Regions from separate parts of the Homo sapiens genome. Here region 2 is linked to region 1. A link is an interaction called in ENCODE POLR2A ChIA-PET data of the cell type or tissue named here. Cell type or tissue: OCI-LY7. All regions are shown on one strand. Each heading gives the region's core, and the rest is flanking DNA. Links, peaks and the distances in the headings are about the cores only.

The links. Peaks named below come from ENCODE experiments on the same cell type or tissue, not always from the same donor. Only the 100,000 strongest peaks of a DNase experiment are listed, where the experiment ranks them.
Region 2: POLR2A ChIA-PET joins it to region 1 with 27 read pairs; 4 of 35 experiments call an interaction of 5 or more read pairs at or near these places.

Annotation. Positions count from the first base shown.
Region 1 is chr22:49,721,111-49,729,697 of GRCh38, forward strand. It overlaps LOC124905146 (a long non-coding RNA gene), which reads right to left and starts at 8,002. Exons shown (of 2, transcript XR_007068152.1): 1 at 2,401-8,002. RefSeq lists enhancers at 2,776-3,506, 3,507-4,237. In OCI-LY7, for the core only: CTCF peaks have their summits at 3,902 and 4,102; DNase peaks (open chromatin) are centred at 3,151 and 3,901; H3K4me3 peaks cover 826 bases.
Region 2 is chr22:49,663,433-49,672,019 of GRCh38, forward strand. It overlaps LOC124905145 (a long non-coding RNA gene), which reads right to left and starts at 5,977. Exons shown (of 2, transcript XR_007068151.1): 1 at 4,938-5,977; 2 at 1-245. RefSeq lists silencers at 1,184-1,363, 5,815-6,015, 6,574-6,623, 7,364-7,413 and an enhancer at 1,198-1,728. In OCI-LY7, for the core only: no CTCF peak of the experiment used is centred there; a DNase peak (open chromatin) is centred at 3,909; H3K4me3 peaks cover 313 bases.

The DNA.
Region 1 (8,587 bases), core at 1,150-6,149:
AGAAACAGGGTTTCACCGTGTTGGCCAGGATGGTCTCGATCTCTTGACCTCATGATCTGCCTGCCTCAGCCTCCCAAAGTGCTGGAATTACAGGTGTGAGACACTGCGCCCGGCCAAGTGTCCAGTTTTTTAAAGTCCCTCTGATGGTCGCCCACTCACATGAAGACAATGCACTGAGTACCCACATCGGAAGGAGAGCCAACGGCCCCAAAGGAAGCAAGCGGGGCTTGTGGGCAACCTGAGGCCATGTGAGGGAGACCTGCCACCAAGATGCAGAGTCTATCTATTTCCTCTCTGTGAATCTGGGTGGGTCACTTGCTGGGGCACCAGGTCAGACGTGCCCCCGGGGGGCTCCCAGCCTGAACTCCAGGGGACCCAGAGCCTCTGCTTGCACATCCTGGGACCCCAGGGCCGCTGTGCAAAGAAGCCCCAACTGGACTCCCGGGTGGAGAACTAAGGGCTCAATCCCCCAGCTCTGCCAAAATTAACTGGAGACTCCCAGAAGCAGAGATGCCTCGCTGCCACGGGGGCCACAGAGCTGCCTGGCTCACCCACCCAAAGTGCCGGCCCTCGGAGTCCTGAGCTACGTGAGTGCTTATTGCTTTCCTTTTTAAGTTTTTATTTTCAGCTGGTTTGTTACACAACAAAAGCTAACTGATTAACCAATAAATTTGAAAATTTAGATGGCAAAACAAATATAGAGAAAATGTACAAAAGTGATACAAGAGAAACAGAACATCTCAATGATCTTTTGTCTGTTAAAGAAAATGAACCTTCAGGCTAGGTTTGGTGGAGCACACCTGTAATCCCAGCACTTTGGGAGGCCAAGACAGGCAGGTCACTTGAGGTCAGGAGTTCAAGACTAGCCTGGCCAACATGGTGAAACCCCGTCTCTACTAAAAATACAAAAATTAGCCTGGCGTGGTGGCGGGTGCTTTTAATCCCAGCTACTCAGGAGGTTGAGGCAGGAGAATCGCTTGAACCCAGGAGGTGGTGGTTGCAGTGAGCCGAGACCATGGCACACTCCAGCCTGGGCGACAAGAGTGAAACTGCATTGAGAGAGAGAGAGAGAGAAGGAAAGAAGGAAAGAAAGAGAGAGAGAAAGAAGAAAGGAAGGAAGGAAGGAAGGAAGGAAGGAAGGGAAAGGAAGAAAGAAAGGAAGAAAGGAAGAAAGAAAGAAAGGAAAGAAAGAAAAAAGAAAGAAAGAAAGAAAGAAAGAAAGAAAGAAAGAAAGAAAGAAAGAAAGAAAGAGAGAAAGAAAGAAAGAAGAAAGAAAATGAACCTTCAACCTAAAACTTTCTCACAGAAAGTCTCCAGGCCAGGTGAGTTCCCTGGTGAAATTTTTCAAACATTCAAGAAAGAAATAAGCCCAACACACACTGCTGGCACAATGATGCCAGCGTAATCTTGGTGCCAAAACCTGACCAAAGGAAAGGTGGCTATGGGGCCAGCCCTCATGAGCAGATGTGCAAATCTAAACAAGTGTCAGCAACCAGACCCAGTGCTGTCTTAAAGGATCTTGAACTGCAACTAAATTATTTGTCTTTTCATTATTAATTTTTCCAACATTGAACAAATGCTCTTTCACTGACACTGGTCCTCTAGCCACATGTGAGCTTCTAACTTAAATTATGTTTTGTTTTTAATATTTTGGCCATGCGCAGTGACTCATACCTGTAATCCCAATGCTTTGGGAGGCTGAGGCAGGAGAATCATTGAGCCCAGGAGTTTGAGGCCAACCTGGGCAACACAGTGTGACCCCATCTGTACAAAAAAAAGTAAGGGGCAGGTGTGGTGGCTCACACCTGTAATCCCAGCACTTTGGAAGGCCAAGGCAGGCAGATCACCTGAGGTCGGGAGTTCGAGACCAGCCTGACCAACACGGAAAACCCAGTCTCTACTAAAAATACAAAATTAGCCGCACGTGGTGGTGCATGCCTGTAGTCCCAGCTACTCAGTAGGCTGAAGAAGGAGAATTGCTTGAACCTGGGATGTGGAGGTTGTGGTGAGCCGAGATCGTGCCATTGCATTCCAGCCTGAACAACAAGGTGAAACTCCATCTCAAAAAAAAAAAAAAGAAAAGAAAAAACTAACCAGGTGTGGTGGCATGCACCTGTGGTTCCAGCTGTTCAGGAAGCTGAGGCAGGAGAATCACTTAACTCCAGGAGGTGGAGGCTGCAGTGAGCCGTGGTCACACCACTGCATTCCAGCCTGGGCAACAGAGTGAGACCCTGTCTCAAAAATAAATACATAATAAACAATTTCTACTATGTTCTTTGTCTAGCCAGTTGTTCTTGTTCCTAATACTCTGTTCTTGTTTTATGAATGATATCTGTCTTCATCTCTCTGAAGATTGAATTTTGAATGGACTCACTGTGAAGTTCTGACTACTTTGATTACCTCTGGTTTCTCAGCTGTGACTCCTCCTGTTTATTGAGGCGGCAGCCTCTTTTCAGAGCGGGACGTCTTTGGGTGTTCGGTGATCCTGGCTCCTGGGGGTTTCTCTCCCGCAGGTGTCCAGGCTTGAAGCGGCCTCCGTCTGCAGCACTTTCGCTGCCCTGCTCTTGCCCTTCAGGTTGGATGTCAGTGCCTTGAGTTACAAACCTGTGTCGGGGGCTCCATCTGTCACCACAGCCGGACACAGTGCCCCACACCTGTGCTCCCCAGTACTCATGGGGCTGACAAAGGAGGATGGTTCGAGCCCAGGAGTTGGAAGCTGTAGCACACGGTGACTGTGTCTGTGAAGAGCCACTGCCCTCCAGCCTGGGCAACACCGCGAGACCCTGTCACTAAAAAATAAATATGTATATGTATATATATATATATAGCCACAGCTGGGTAATGCAGTGGGTTGAATAGTTTCCAAAATGTTCATCCAGAACCTCAGACTGTGACTGTAGCTGGACATAGATTCTTGGCAGATATGAGTGATTAAGTTTAGATGAGGTCACACAGGAGCAGGGTAGGCCCTCAGTCCTATGACTCGTGTCCATATAGGAAGCGGAGGGGACACAGAAAGGAAACAGGTGCCCGGGAAGATGGCCTTGTGCAGACAGATGCAGAGACCGGAGCGATGCAGCGGCTGCTGAGGACACCTGGGGACACCGGGGCGGGAAGCCGGAAGAGGCAGGAAGCCGGAAGAGGCAGGAAGCCGGAAGAGGAGGCAGGAAGGAGCTTCTCCCGGAAACCGCAGGGAAGGCGGCCCTGCCCACACCCTGAAGTCAGACTCCCGGCCTCCAGAATGGAGGACAACACGTTTCTGTTGTTTTAAGCCCCGCAGTACTGGGGTCTTTGTTCCGGCAGCCCTGGGGCACCCCGTGGACACCCTGCCTGAGGGCGCTGCCCCGTCCCCGGTGCCCAGGCGTTTGCCCCGTGCGTCCTGTCCTGAAGCATCATGGCCGGGTCACTGTGGCAACGCCGTTGGTCACTGTCCCCACAGAGCAGCTTCTGCAACACGCATGTCGTCAGGCGCCGCAACCTCGGGACCCCGGTGACCAGGAAAAAGGAGACTTGGACATAAACAGAACCAGCATTTTCCAGAGGAACTCCAGAACAGAAAAACATGCAGGGCATTTTGGAGAAGGAGAAGCGGGAGTTGAGACCGTCAGAAATGACGGGAGTCCGTGCCCTGCACCTGCCGACCGCCGGCCCCGTTCCAGGGCGAAACCGCGGTCTCTCCCTCTCCACGGGAGCCAGGAGCCCGCCCGGTGTTCCCCACCTCGCAGCGGGGAGGGAGGGTGGCCTCCCAAGTCGCACGCGGGACCCGGGCATGGGTGGCCCTGCTCCATACAGCCCCGGCCACCCCACCCCTGGCCGGTCCCACAGCCTCACACCAGCCGCTCCAGCCATAGCCACGGACGGCTGAGTCCGGCCCCGATGCTCATCCCTGGAGCTCGTGCTCCCTCCTCTGGACTCCCCGAGAACTGTGCCCGGACCGCGCGCAGCCGAGCGTCTCCCTGCACAGCGGCACTCGGCGCTGTCTGCAGAATGAGCCGGTGTGCAGAGACACGCGGGCCGGCCAGCCCCTGAGAATCGCCCGGGAGCCCGGCCGGGTGGTCCCCGCGCCTCCCTGGTCTGTCCCAGTCAAAGGTCCTGATTTATCGGGGGATTTTGTGGGACTGGAAACCGCCTGGCTGAGGGAGGGTCGGGAGGATTTCACTCCACTGTCTGAGGACTGGCTGCTGATGGCTTTGATGCCTCCCCTCTCCCTCCTCCCTGGGCCCCACACCGGCCAGGCCTCACTTTAGTGCCTGTAGAAGATTCGAAGCACAGAAGCCCCTGGCATCCCGGGGAACCCCCGCCCCGGCCCCACCCCAATCACGATAAACCCTGGCCTTTGGACCAGCTCGGATGGGGCGCGGCGGGGGGCTCCTGCTCCCCTGGAAACCTCAGTGGTGTAAGGGATGGGACGTTCTCACCCTCCTGGTGTGTGTGTGGCATCTTCAGTCTTGACATCTGAATCGAACATTGGGCAGGGGTCTCTCCTGTCCTTGCAAGGTGACCGTCACTGGGATGCCCCGTCTCCAGCTGAGCAACAGCACTGTGTGTCCCAGACCTGAACAGCGAGTGGAGACAGTGCCGCTGTGCCACCGCAGGGCACCTCCCGCTGCCTTGGCCACCCAGGCCCTCCTGGGAGGGATCCAAACCACTGACCAGAAATAACACCTGAAAACCGGAACCCGGGTCCTGGGGTCACACGCAGCCGAAGGGATGGGCTGGGTGCACGAAGGACGGGCACGGCAGAGCTCGGCTGTGAGGGTGTCATCTGGGCTCGGAGCTCAGCCGCCGTGTCACCTGACCCCCTGCAACTCCGCGTGTCAGGTGGGTCGTCTGGTTTTATCCCCAGAGCACCATCCTGGAGAAAACCAAGGACACAGCAGGGTATGAGGAGCATGGGTTCCTGGTTCAGAATGAGCTTAAACAAAAGGTTTATTGGCTGGGTTTGGCGTTCCATCTGTTTATTTGCTTTTGTCTGTGGTATAAATGTCATGAGGAAGCTGAAAATGGAGAATTAGGAATGGGCCTAAGTTGCTAGTGTCTGAAACCAAGGTTAAGCTGAAGGGGAAGCCCAGGGTGGATGGACCCAATGCTAGGTGGCTCGGAGGCTTCAGGAATGGCTGGATCCAGGAGCTTATGTGACGTTATCAGATCTCTCTCTCTTTCTGTCTCTCCTCTCGCTCTGTCTCCCCCTCTGCCCACCACTATCACTACCATGCCCCCCAGCCCCCATGAACCTGCTTCTCTTTGAGTCAGGTCAGGCCCCTGAACCCTCCTACCCACAGCCATGAGGAAGACGCTGTTCCCCGCAGCCAGCTTCATGCAGACTCCCCAGTTGGCCCTGCTGTGGGCAGGAAGATGAGGCACCTTCCCTGGCCAGCCATAGACGAAGTGGTGGCCCCTGGGGCCAGGAGACGAGGGGGTCCTCTGATGATGGTGTGGGTGCAGTGCAGCTGCCCTCATGAAAAAAAGAAGACTTCAGGCAAAGATCTAAGTAAGAGATTCCAGGATCTACGATAACCCAGCTCCTAGGGGAGGGAGGGATGCAAGAAACACACAGCGTAGAGTTCAACTCAGCAAGAAGGGGCAGCATGACTCAGAGTGACGGACCCTCACACCCACCACCTGCGTCCCACCAACCCGATGCCCACAGCGGCTGGACAGGCTGGACCAGGGGAAGTCAGCGTCTTGGACGCTGGTGCTAGGCCACCTGCATTAACCCTCAAGTCCACCCCAGTCTGCAGCGTGGAAACTCAGCACTGGGCTTTTGTGAAGATTTAATGAGTTGGTTCCTGATTAGAATCTGGCCCCAACCACAGGCCTGATGAGGCTTTGCCCGGCAGGCCTCGGGGAAGCTACCCTCCCCGCACCAGTCTTCTGCAGCCAGCGCATCACGGCGTCTGCAGGGAGCTGCAGTCCCGGGCCCAGCGGCCACCCCAGCACCAGAAGGCCAGCTCCCACTCACGTCTAGAGTCCTAGGCCAGGCACCGACATCCAGAGGCCTCCTTAGCGGGGTGGGGGTGGCAGCTGAGCCACCTTCCTCCCCTCATGCCCTTCCTGTCCCTGGCCCCAGACTGTTTTTAGAGGCAGTGTCTTGCTGTGTTGCCCAGGCTGACCTCAAACTCGTGGCCTCCAGCGATCCTCCTGCCTGACTTCTCCAAGTGCTGGGATTGCAGACGTGAGCCGCCACTGTGCCCAGCTCTGCCAGGAGCCTCTTGCTGGGGGCTCCTCCTCTTGAGGCGATCCCCACATCTGCACTGCACCCGGCCAACCCTCACCCGTCCCCTCCGTGGGGTGAATGGGACACGGAAGCCAGTGCCTCCCTCTGCCTCTGGTCTGTGGCCACCACCGTAGTGAGTAAAGGCTTGATGGCCGCGGTCGGTCCAGCTGTTCCTCCTCACTGACTGGCTGGACATCTGGTGGCTCAGCAGAGTGTGTAAGAGCCTCTGTAAGCCCCAGCGCAGGACGCACTCTCCAGGTAGCCTTGGTCCCAGGCCTGAGCCAGCCCTCTCACGCCAAGCTCAGGCCAGCTCTCAGGAGGCACCGCTGCCTTCCACCCTGGAACAAGAAACCGCAGCCACCATGAGACTCCAGCTCCCTGCCCGCAGCCCATCGGCCATCCGGTCCTTTCCTTTCAATTTTGTCCAGCATTTCCCCAGCCCAGTCCTCCCAGGCCCTGCTGGTACCCATCCCCGCGGTGCCAAGGGGACGCCTGCCCAAAGCCGACTTCAGCCCCTCTCACGGTGGCTCCCAGTGCCCGTTTAGAGAGAGAGTGAGTTCTTCGGAGGAAAAGGAGAAGATGTCTGAGGCAGCCTCTGCAGGGCAAGTGTTCTGCAGGGCAGGTGTGGGGAAGCTGGGAGTGGTCCCAGCCCTCGTGGGAGGCCTGTGGCAGCCCCGGCTCTGGAGTCAGCGCTCCCTCCTGGGAACCGATAGCTGTCTGTGAGCTCTGACCCGGCAATTCGGAAGTGGCCATGGGGACTGCATGTTTGGAATAGGGGTCTCCATCCCTCCGTTAACTGGAGACGCAGTGGAGACAGTCACTGAGACCCCAGGGGAAGGGACACCTCACAGGAACCAGAGCAGAGAAAACACAGACTTGTCTGAATCCACTTCTAGCATCTCAGTAATTCTGAAACATCAAACAGAGCTCGGCTATCAGAGGCAACAACTGAGTTGGAGGAGGTCCTGCTTCACCCCGAGAGGTTTCCCCGGCCCCGTGAACCATTGTTCTGAGGAAGTTCCCCACCTCCTTCCCCGCTTCCCACAGCCACAAGTCGTGAGGGGCTTCCCCCTGGGTGGGGGGCTCCTCTCCACCTCCACTCACCCTGTAACATCTGTTTCCTCTGCCCGGGGCACAGAACAGGGGCTGCTCAGAAGCTGATTTGTTTTCTGTTGAATTTGTTGAAGAATCATGTAAAATGGACCCTTATAAGGGAAAGTAAGTTTAAACCTTCAAAAGAAAAGTATACACCAACCTGGTTCAGGGTGAGGAGGCCCTGCTTTCTCTCCAGATGTTGGCTGTGTTAGTCAGAGTTCTCCAGAGGAACAGAGCCAGGGGGTCGTGCACAGAGAGAGGTTTATTTTTAAAAATTGGCTCCCACAGTTAGGAAGCTGAGAGCTCACCATCTGCAGCTGGCAAGCTGGACACCCGAGAGAGCCGGACACCCGGGAGAGCCGGACACCCGGGAGAGCCGGACACCCGGGAGAGCCGGACACCCGAGAGAGCCGGACACCCGGGGGAGCCAGCCAGCCAGGGGAACCAGAAGCCTGGGAGAGCCAGTGCTGCAAGCTCTAGTCCTGGTCCAAATCTGAAGGCAGGACGAGCCCATGTCCAGGCAGAAGGCGCCATGCCTCCGACAGACCCAAGGAGGCCCTGCACGCTGGGGAGGGACCACTGCGTTACTCACCCATGGACTCAAGTGTCCTCCTCACAGCCCAGCCATGGTGACACCTCGATTCCGCATCACATCGGCGAGTGCACGGCCTCCAGGTGGCTACGTGCCCTGCGTACTCATCACACTTGGCCCGGCGGAGCCTGGGTGGCTTCGTCTGACCTTATCTACTGGGCCAACTTACCCTCTAGATCCCCCAAGCCATGGTCTGTAGCGCCCCTTTCTCCCGTCCTGCTCCAGACAGCGAGGGCCTCTCCGTGGTTGAGGGCAGGGAGCACAGTCTTTGCCGAGCCCGCACGCTGCTCCCGGGATAGCAGGCACAGGCAGACGCAGCCCCAGCCCCGGGAGCAGGTGTGGGCTCCAGCTACACAAAGGAGATCTCAGAATCGGGAAACATGGCCACTCTTGGCACCCAACTTCTTTTTGAAATATTGAAATATTTTTCTTTTTACAAAAATGTGTTCAAATGCTATAGGTTTACTTTTGTTATATGGAAATGAATGAATATGGTCTAACTTCTCAGTTTTAATTTCAATAGGGTAGATATCAGTAGACATAAGCCACATAAACAAAAGCTTGCTGGAGTCCTCAATAATTTTTTTTTTTTTTTGAGACAAGGTGTCACTCTGTTGCCCAGCCTGGAGTGCAGTGGCACAATCTCAGCTCCCCACAGCCTTAACCTCCCTGGATTCAAGTGA
Region 2 (8,587 bases), core at 1,205-6,204, 58 kb before region 1:
GAGGCACTCAGCAGAGACCCCAGGATCTAAGGCCCATGTTGGACGAGCAGGACGTGATGGGATCGGGCTGTGGAGGGGGCGCGTGTGGATGGATGTCCCTCAGTCCAGAAGGAGGACAATCACTGAACTTCGTGTCACCCACAGGGGTCACAGCCCAAGATCTGAGAGCAGCTCCAAGTGCAGGAGGGGCCGCGCCGTCCACTCTCCCACACTCTGGTGTGCCCAGGCAACTTCATCAGGGACAGCTGAGAAAGGAAGAGACACATTTAGGAGAGTTCCATCTGAAATACCCAAAGTTAAACAATTAACATAAAAGCGCGGGTTGGTGCCCACAGATGCTCCCCTCCCATTGCCACAGCCTCTCACCTGCACCAAGGACCCAAGGCCACCAGCCTCCCTGTCCACTCGCAGGTCTGGGACCCCCCAGTACTCGGACCGGACTTTGTCTCTTCCCTGCTTAAGCAGCAGCCCTGCCCCTGCAGCCCCCAGACCCCAGAGCAGGATCGAGGAGGGAATACCATTCTGGCACCCCCAAAACCATGGAGGCAGAAGCTGTGTCTGCCTGTGACCGAGTTCTGTCCCCAGCTCCAGAGGGTGCCCAGGCCCAGGTATGGAGCCCCCAGCCTACCTGCAAAGGCCCCTCTGTGGGCAGCAGCCTGCAGCCCTGCCAGGCACTGCATCCGTTCTTGAAGGAGTCCCTCATCACCCCCCAACCCCACAGGCTGGAGCCCCACAGGGGCTGTGTCCACTTCTGGACACCAGGGTCCAGCTCAGGGCCCGGTACATCTGGTGGGTCAGAGCCAGCTCACTCAGCCTCTGCAAGAAAATCATCTTTAGATTGCAGGGTCCAGGATGAGAGTATTTTAAATATTGGAAACCCGAGTCATGGGTCAGGGAAGGAAGACAGAATGGGTGAAAAACCAAGACGGCGCCCTGGCCAGGTCCTCCTGGCATCTCCCGTCACTCTTGACCCAGGTCAGGGTCTCCATCTCTAGAGACCAGTTGGCCAACGGCTCCTTCCCACCCACACACAGGTGAAGCCAGGCCCAGCCATCTGGCAGAGACCTGGGTTTGGTTGTCCGAAGTCCTCAGCCTTCTAATCCCGGATTCTCCAACCTGGGTTGCAGCCAGGGACCCTGTCACGTGCATTTGAATTGGAGGCGGCTCAGCCAGAGACCACTGGCAGCATTGAGATGCTTTGGTTGGATGGAGGCATTTGGGTTTCAGCAGCTGCCACATCTGATTAGACCTGATGCATTGAGCCCGACATGCCGGGCGGCTGTTAGCGCTGCTGCTGAGGAAACCAGTGATCCAGAAAGAACACCGCGGCCCGGCACGCCGTGCTGCAGTCGGGAACGAGCAGCCTGCTCCTTTGCTGGGTGTGAACACTCTGAATAATCAGCCATCGAGAGGGAAGGGGGCCAGAAACACCACGCGGTCCCTCGGATCCCACTCTGTCCTGCCTCTGAGATCCTTGTGTTGTTTTTCTGATCAGAAGCGCCGCTTTCCTTAACAAGACAGAGGAGAGACGTGGGCACGTGTCTCTGGCTTCCTGCCTTATTATTTCAATAGCTCAGAACCAAGCAGAGGAGAGCAAGGAGCCCCGTCAGCACTCTCTGCTCAGCCGAGGTGGGTGGAAATCCAGCCATGAGGCAGGCAGGCCCCGGGGAGCACAGGGCAGCGCCCCCGTGCTCGGAGGCCTGCTCAGTCCCAGCGCCGCCCCCAGGCCTGCAGACCCTCCAGACCCTGCTGACCCCCAGCCCCGCTGGCCGCAGGCTGCTCTGTGGCTCACTCGGGGCTGGCCTGACCCACGGCACAAGCGGGGACGCTGGGGGGCTCACATCACTTTTCTACACCCTCTCTGAAGGTGGGCAGCAGGTGGGCAAAACAGCTTGAATAAATATATAAATCATAAAGCATTATCAATCCCACTCATACACATAGATATATAAATCATAAAAAGCATCATCAAACTGAATCCACCAATAAATGCTAGAATAGCACATCATGGTCACACTGAATTTATCCTGGAAATTCAAAGTTTAACATAAGAGAATAGAATGCTCAAAATCAAAGCAATTCACTCCATCAACAGAGAGGAGAAAGATCACGTGTAGCTCAATCAATACAGAAAAAGAATCTGAAAAAAAATCATTCCTTCATGACAAAATAAAAAACTCTGGCTAATGAAGAACAGAAGGTAACTCTAATGAAAGGCATTTGTAAAAAAACTACCAAAAAAAAAAAAACTACAAAAGACATCACACAGCCACTGAAAGTGCCTCTTTGACATTAAGAGAAAAATCAAATATTCTTGTTTCCATCAGCGCCCATCAGAAATGAGCTGGAGGCCTGTTTACAAGGCGAAAAAAAAATACATAAGAGTTCCAAAGGAAGACACAGAACTGCATGTATTCATAGATGATGAGATAAATAATCTATAGGATTACAGGAGTTAAACAAGACTGCCAAGGACAAAATTAACATAACAAATCCATTATTTCTACAGCAATCCACAACTAGAAAATGAAAGATTTTAAAACATACCATATGCAATAATATTTTTTAAATAGTTGAGATTTAGAAGTATATCTAACAGAGTCCAAGACATCCAGAGACCTTCATGAAACTTTCCTGAGAAGCTTTAAAGACGACCACCACAGTTGGAGGAACGTTCCTATCAACCAGCTCGAGGACTCAGGGTAGCCAAGATGCCAGCTCCCCTCCAGGAGTCTACTGAGCTGATCTTTGTGGAACTTGACAAGCCGAGTCCACAATTCATGCCAGAGTGCAAGCAGTGAAGAATGATAGTACAGCTGGCTCCACCACGCAGGACTTGTCATAAAGCCACAGTGACAGACAGTGTGGCGTCGGCCAGAGGCTCAACAAATAGCCCAGAAGAGAAGGAAGTGGCCAGAAGCAGGGCCAGCCTCATGTAGATACCCATGTAGGAAAGGGCAGAACCATGGAGCCAGGGGAAAAGCAGTTCCCTCTATGAATGATGCTGCGACCCAGGACATACACATGCAACAGTAACAAAACCGAACCCTCCCTCACACCATACCCCGGGGGTCAGCACATATTTTCTGTAAAGGGCCACAGTCGTTTGGGCCCTGGAAAGCCACTTAGTTGGCGTCTGCCTCAACCACTCAATATGTGCATGGCTATGTTCCAATAAAACTTTATTGACACAAACAAGTGGTCAGCCGGAGTTGGCCCTCAGGCTGTAGCTCACTGACCCCTGCCATGCCCAAAAATCATTCCTCATGAATCACAGACCTAATTGTGAAAGACAAAACTCTATAGTTCTTAAAAGACAAGATAGGCCAGGTGCAGTGGCTCATGCCTGTAAATCCCAGCACTTTGGGAGGCCGAGGCAGGTGGCTCACCTGAGGTCAGGAGTTCGAGACCAGTCTGACCAACATGGTGAAACCCCATCTCTACTAAAAACACAAAAATTAGCCAGGCCTGGTGGCAGGCACCTGTAATCCCAGCTACTCGGGAGGCTGAGGCAGGAGAATCACTTGAATGTGGGAGGCAGAGATTGCAGTGAGCCAATATTGCACCACTGCACTCCAGACGGAGTGAGACCTCATCTCCAAAAAAGAGAGGAAGGCAGGAAGGGAGGGAGGGAGGCAGGCAGTAAATAACTTCATGATCTCAGAGTAGAAATGAATTTCTCTAAAAAGGCACAAAGAAAAACTCCTACCCATAAAAGGAAAATATTGATAAATTCAACTACATTAAAAGTGAAAGCTTATGTTCACCCAAAAACTATCCACAACATGTAAAAGAAAAACAAAAAAACAAAAGAAGCTCTTTAAAGACCAAAAGCAACAGAGAAGAGACAAAAGTCCTGAACTGAAACTTGGTAGACAGGAAATATCCGCGGGCGGAAAACGCGCTTCCTGTTCCAAGTCACAGGGAAATGCAAATCCAAACACTGAGCGGCCACAGCACACCCTCCCCCTCAACACCCCCACCCTCCCCCCACACCCCTCCACCCCGGCTCCCCAGGGTCCCGTGCTGGTTCGGCTTAGGCTTTGAGGACCTACACCATCCCTCTGAGAGCAGCCCAGCCTTACCCGGAATGGGCCCAGCCAGCCTGGGGTCCTGCAGGACAAGGCAGGTCAGGGACGGTGGAGGCACCGAGAGAAAGCGCAGCATGAGGGGATCCTGACCACCCTGGGGCCCCCAGCCCAGCACGCGCAGGTGGGGGGAGGTCCTGACCATCCTGGGGCCCCCAGCTCAGCACATGCAGGTGGGAGGAGGTCCTGACCACCCTGGGGCCCCCAGCTCAGCACGCGCAGGTGGGGGGAGGTCCTGACCATCCTGGGGCCCCCAGCTCAGCACATGCAGGTGGGGGGAGGTCCTGACCACCCTGGGGCCCCCAGCCCAGCACGCGCAGGTGGGGGGAGGTCCTGACCATCCTGGGGCCCCCAGCTCAGCACATGCAGGTGGGGGGAGGTCCTGACCATCCTGGGGCCCCCAGCTCAGCACATGCAGGTGGGGGGAGGTCCTGACCACCCTGGGGCCCCCAGCTCAGCACGCGCAGGTGGGGGGAGGTCCTGACCATCCTGGGGCCCCCAGCTCAGCAGGCGCAGGTGGGAGGAGGTCCTGACCACCCTGGGGCCCCCAGCTCAGCACGCGCAGGTGGGGGGAGGTCCTGACCATCCTGGGGCCCCCAGCTCAGCACATGCAGGTGGGAGGAGGTCCTGACCACCCTGGGGCCTCCCAGCTCAGCGCTCAAGTTGGGGCGAGGGGGGGGCGGGGGGGCGGGCAGGGGCAGGGTCCTGACCACCCAGGGCCCCCGGCTCAGCACACGCAGGTGGAAGAAGGGGAGCTAAGTACCTGGCAGCTTGTCCCACATCCTCCCTCTCCAAAGACAAAGCATCATTTTCCTGCCCCCTGAAGTCGGCCATGCAGCCCCCCAGCACCTGCAGAAGCGTGATCCCACACTGGGGTCCAGGCCTTGCCACCATGGTGGAGGTCCTGCTGGGGTCCCGGCCCTGTCACCGGAGGCCACAGCTGAGTCGCTGCCGTGGTGGCTCTGCTGCCAGGGTTCCAGCCCTGTCACTGGAGGCCAAGGCTGAGTTGGGAGATGAGGCCACAGCAGCAGCAAGGGCAGGGGACTCCACTCCACAGGCCAGGCGGGAGATGCGGGGCCCGATGGGAGAAGGCCCTCCAAGGGTGGCACAGCACACCCCGTGTGGGAGGGAGGAGACGCCCCAACCACAGAACAGACAAAGCCACGTGGAAGGCGACTCAGCAAAGAAAACGCGTGATCCGAGTCCCTTACAAAGACGGCTCCACGACACAACGTCCAGAAACAGGTGAAAACTGGCCGGTGTTCCAGGATGCCCGCAGTCTGGAAAACTTCCGAGGAACATTTTATAGTCAATTTTGTGATTTCAAGAAAATGTGTTAAACAGTCATGAGGGCTCTGTCAGGCATCCAGCACCATTTTAAACGTGTAAAACACGAACACACCCCACTATCACAGTGACACTCTGTAAAAGGAACCAACGCTTCCTGGATGCAAAGTCCAGTTGACAGTGACCCACGGACCCCAAAAGCTGCCCAGCTCCGACGCAGCTGCTCTTCCTGGCTCCCGGCCTGGCCCTGAGAGCCCTTAGATGGTCACTGCTCTATCCCTGTGTCCGGAATTGGTGGGTTCTATGGTCTCACTGACTTCAAGAATGAAGCCACAGACCCTCGCAGTGAGTGTTACAGTTCTTACAGGCAGTGCGTCTGGAGTTTGTTCCTTCTGATGTTTGGATGTGTTCCGAGTTTCCTCCTTCTGGTGGGTTCATGGTCTTGCTGGCTCAGAAGTGAAGCTACAGACCTTAGCAGTAAGTATTACAGCTCATAAAGGCAGTACTGACCCAAAGACCAGAGTGAGCAGCAGCAAGATTTAGCGCAAAGAGCAAAAGAACAAAGCTTCCACACTGCTGGGAAAGGAACCCAGCAAGTTACCACTGCTGGCCCTGGGCAGCCTGCTTTTATTCCCTTATCTGTCCCCACCCACATCCTGCTGATTGGTCCATTTTACAGAGAGCTGATTGGTCTGTTTTGACAGGGTGCTGATTGGTACGTTTACAACCCCTGAGCTGGACAGAAAAGTTCTCCAAGTCCCCACTAGATTAGCTATACACAGAACACTGATTGGGGCATTCACAAACCTTGAGCTAGACACAGGGTGCTGATTGGTGCATTTACAAACCTTGAGCTAGACATGGAGTGCTGATTGGTGCATTTACAAACCTTGAGCTAGACACAGGGTGCTGATTGGTGCATTTACAAACCTTGAGCTAGACACAGAGTGCTGATTGGTGTATTTACAATCCCTTAGCTAGACATAAAGGTTCTCCAAGTCCCCAACAGATTAGCTAGATACAGAGTGCTGATTTACAAACCTTGAGCTAGGGACAGGGTGCTGATTGGTGTATTTACAAACCTTGAGCTAGACACAGGGTGCAGATTGGTGTATTTACAATCCCTTAGCTAGACATAAAGGTTCTCCAAGTCCCCAATAGATTAGCTAGATACAGAGTGCTGATTTACAAACCTTGAGCTAGGGACAGGGTGCTGATTGGTGCATTTACAAACCTTGAGCTACACACAGAGTGCTGATTGGTGTATTTACAATCCCTTAGCTAGACATAAACGTTCTCCAAGTCCCCACTAGACTCAGGAGCCTAGCTGGCTTCAGCCAGTGGATCCTGCACCGAGGCTGCAGGTGGAGCTGCCTGCCAGTCCCGTGCGCCCGCACTCCTCAGCCCTTGGGCGGTGGATGGGACTGGGCGCCGCGGAGCAGGGGGCGGCGCTCGTCGGGGAGGCTCGGGCCGCGCAGGAGCCCAGGGTGGCGCAGGGAGGCTCGGACATGGCGGGCTGCAGGTACCGAGCCCTGCCCCGCGGGGAGGCAGCTGAGGCCCGGCGGGAATTCGAGCGCAGCGCCGGGGGGCCGGCACTGCTGGGGGACCCGGCGCACCCTCCACAGCTGCCGGCCCGGGTGCTAAGGCCCTCACTGCCCGGCCCGCGGCGCCAGCCGGCCGCTCCCAGCGCGAGGCCCACGGAGCCCACGCCCACCCGGAACTCGCGCCGGCCCTCGAGCGCCGCGCAGCCCCGGTTCGCGCCCGCGCCCCTCCCTCCACACCTCCCCGCAAGCAGAGGGAGCCGGCTCCGGCCTCGGCCAGCCAGAGAGGGGCCCCCACAGCGCGGTGGCGGGATGCAGGGCTCCTCGGGCGTGGCCAGAGCGGACGCCCAGGCCGAGGAGGCGCTGAGAGTGAGTGACGGCTGCGTGGGCTGCCACCTGTCACCCGGCCCGGGAGAGCGCTTCCCTCCCAGCGGGCAGCCTGCCCCAGCCAGCCCTCGGCTCTCAACCCGGGGGTCAGCGTTTCCTGCAGGAGCCTCTGCTAGCTCCAGCTGGAGCACTGGCTGGTTGAGGGGAGGGGATTGAACACTTGGAACCCAGACCCCGGCTGGGGATGGGGAGGGAGGCTGGAGACCACCATCTGCTCCCACAGGGCTGAGTCTTGGTGCCGGCCAAGCCCTGACCCCCTCCAGCCCCACCCACGCCCCTCGTCACCCCCGGCCCCTGCCGTCCCTGCGTCCTCTGCACCCCCAGCCCCTCACGTCACCTCCTGCCCTCCCCACGCAAATCCTGCGCTCCTGTCACACGGAGGGGAACAAAACAGGGTAGCAGCAGGGACGTGGGGGTGTGGCCGGGACCCCAGATGAAAAGGAAGGCAGGTGGCACCCTTCGACCAGCGTCCAGGCAGCGTTTCGGATTCCCCCAAAAGGAGGGCGGGGCTGAGAAGCAGGACAGGAACCACAGGATTCTCCGCCCCGCGCCACAGGTCAGCGGAGAGAGAGAGGCCTGCGGATTGTGACGCTTCTTCTCGAATCCCTGTCTTGTTCTCACTGTATAGTCACACACACAGCCCGTCACATGTATCACGTCGTGAAACAAATATCCGTGGTGTGGATGCACCCCCACTAACTTAGCCCTTTAGCAGCAAGAAAATCCCATTTATCCTTAAATCCTCAGCACCCAGCCCAGGGTCTACCATAAAAGTTAAAGAGTCGAGGCTGTAATAAGGGGTGGGGGCAGATGTTTCACCAGATCAGATGCCCCCCCAAGCTCCTTCCAAACCGCGAGCGTTGCTCTCTCTCCAGTTCTAAAGCGGACGGGGGGAGTTTGTCTTTCCCGAGTGTGTTCGAAATCCCTCTCCTTCCTTCAGTCACTGCGGGTCATTCAAAAACTACTCAGATGCTGAAACGTAGCTTTCCACCTTGGCTTGGGAACAGTGGTTCGAAAGTACTTCTTGAAACCTATGGAAATGCAGTATCTCTCCAAAATGTTCTGTTTGGGAGGTAATGATGGGATCGCAGGTGTTCGGAACAGAACGTCGTTAAGCGTCCTCAGCCCCGCTGGAGCCAGGGCGGAGGGGGCGGCTCCGACCTGTCCCTTCTCATCACATCAGTTACTTTCCATTAGCGGGAGGGGAAATCAGCAGATGCTGGTGAGGGGGGTCCCGGCGGGAAGCAGACCCCTTCTGTGCATAAACACTCAGATCTTGGACTG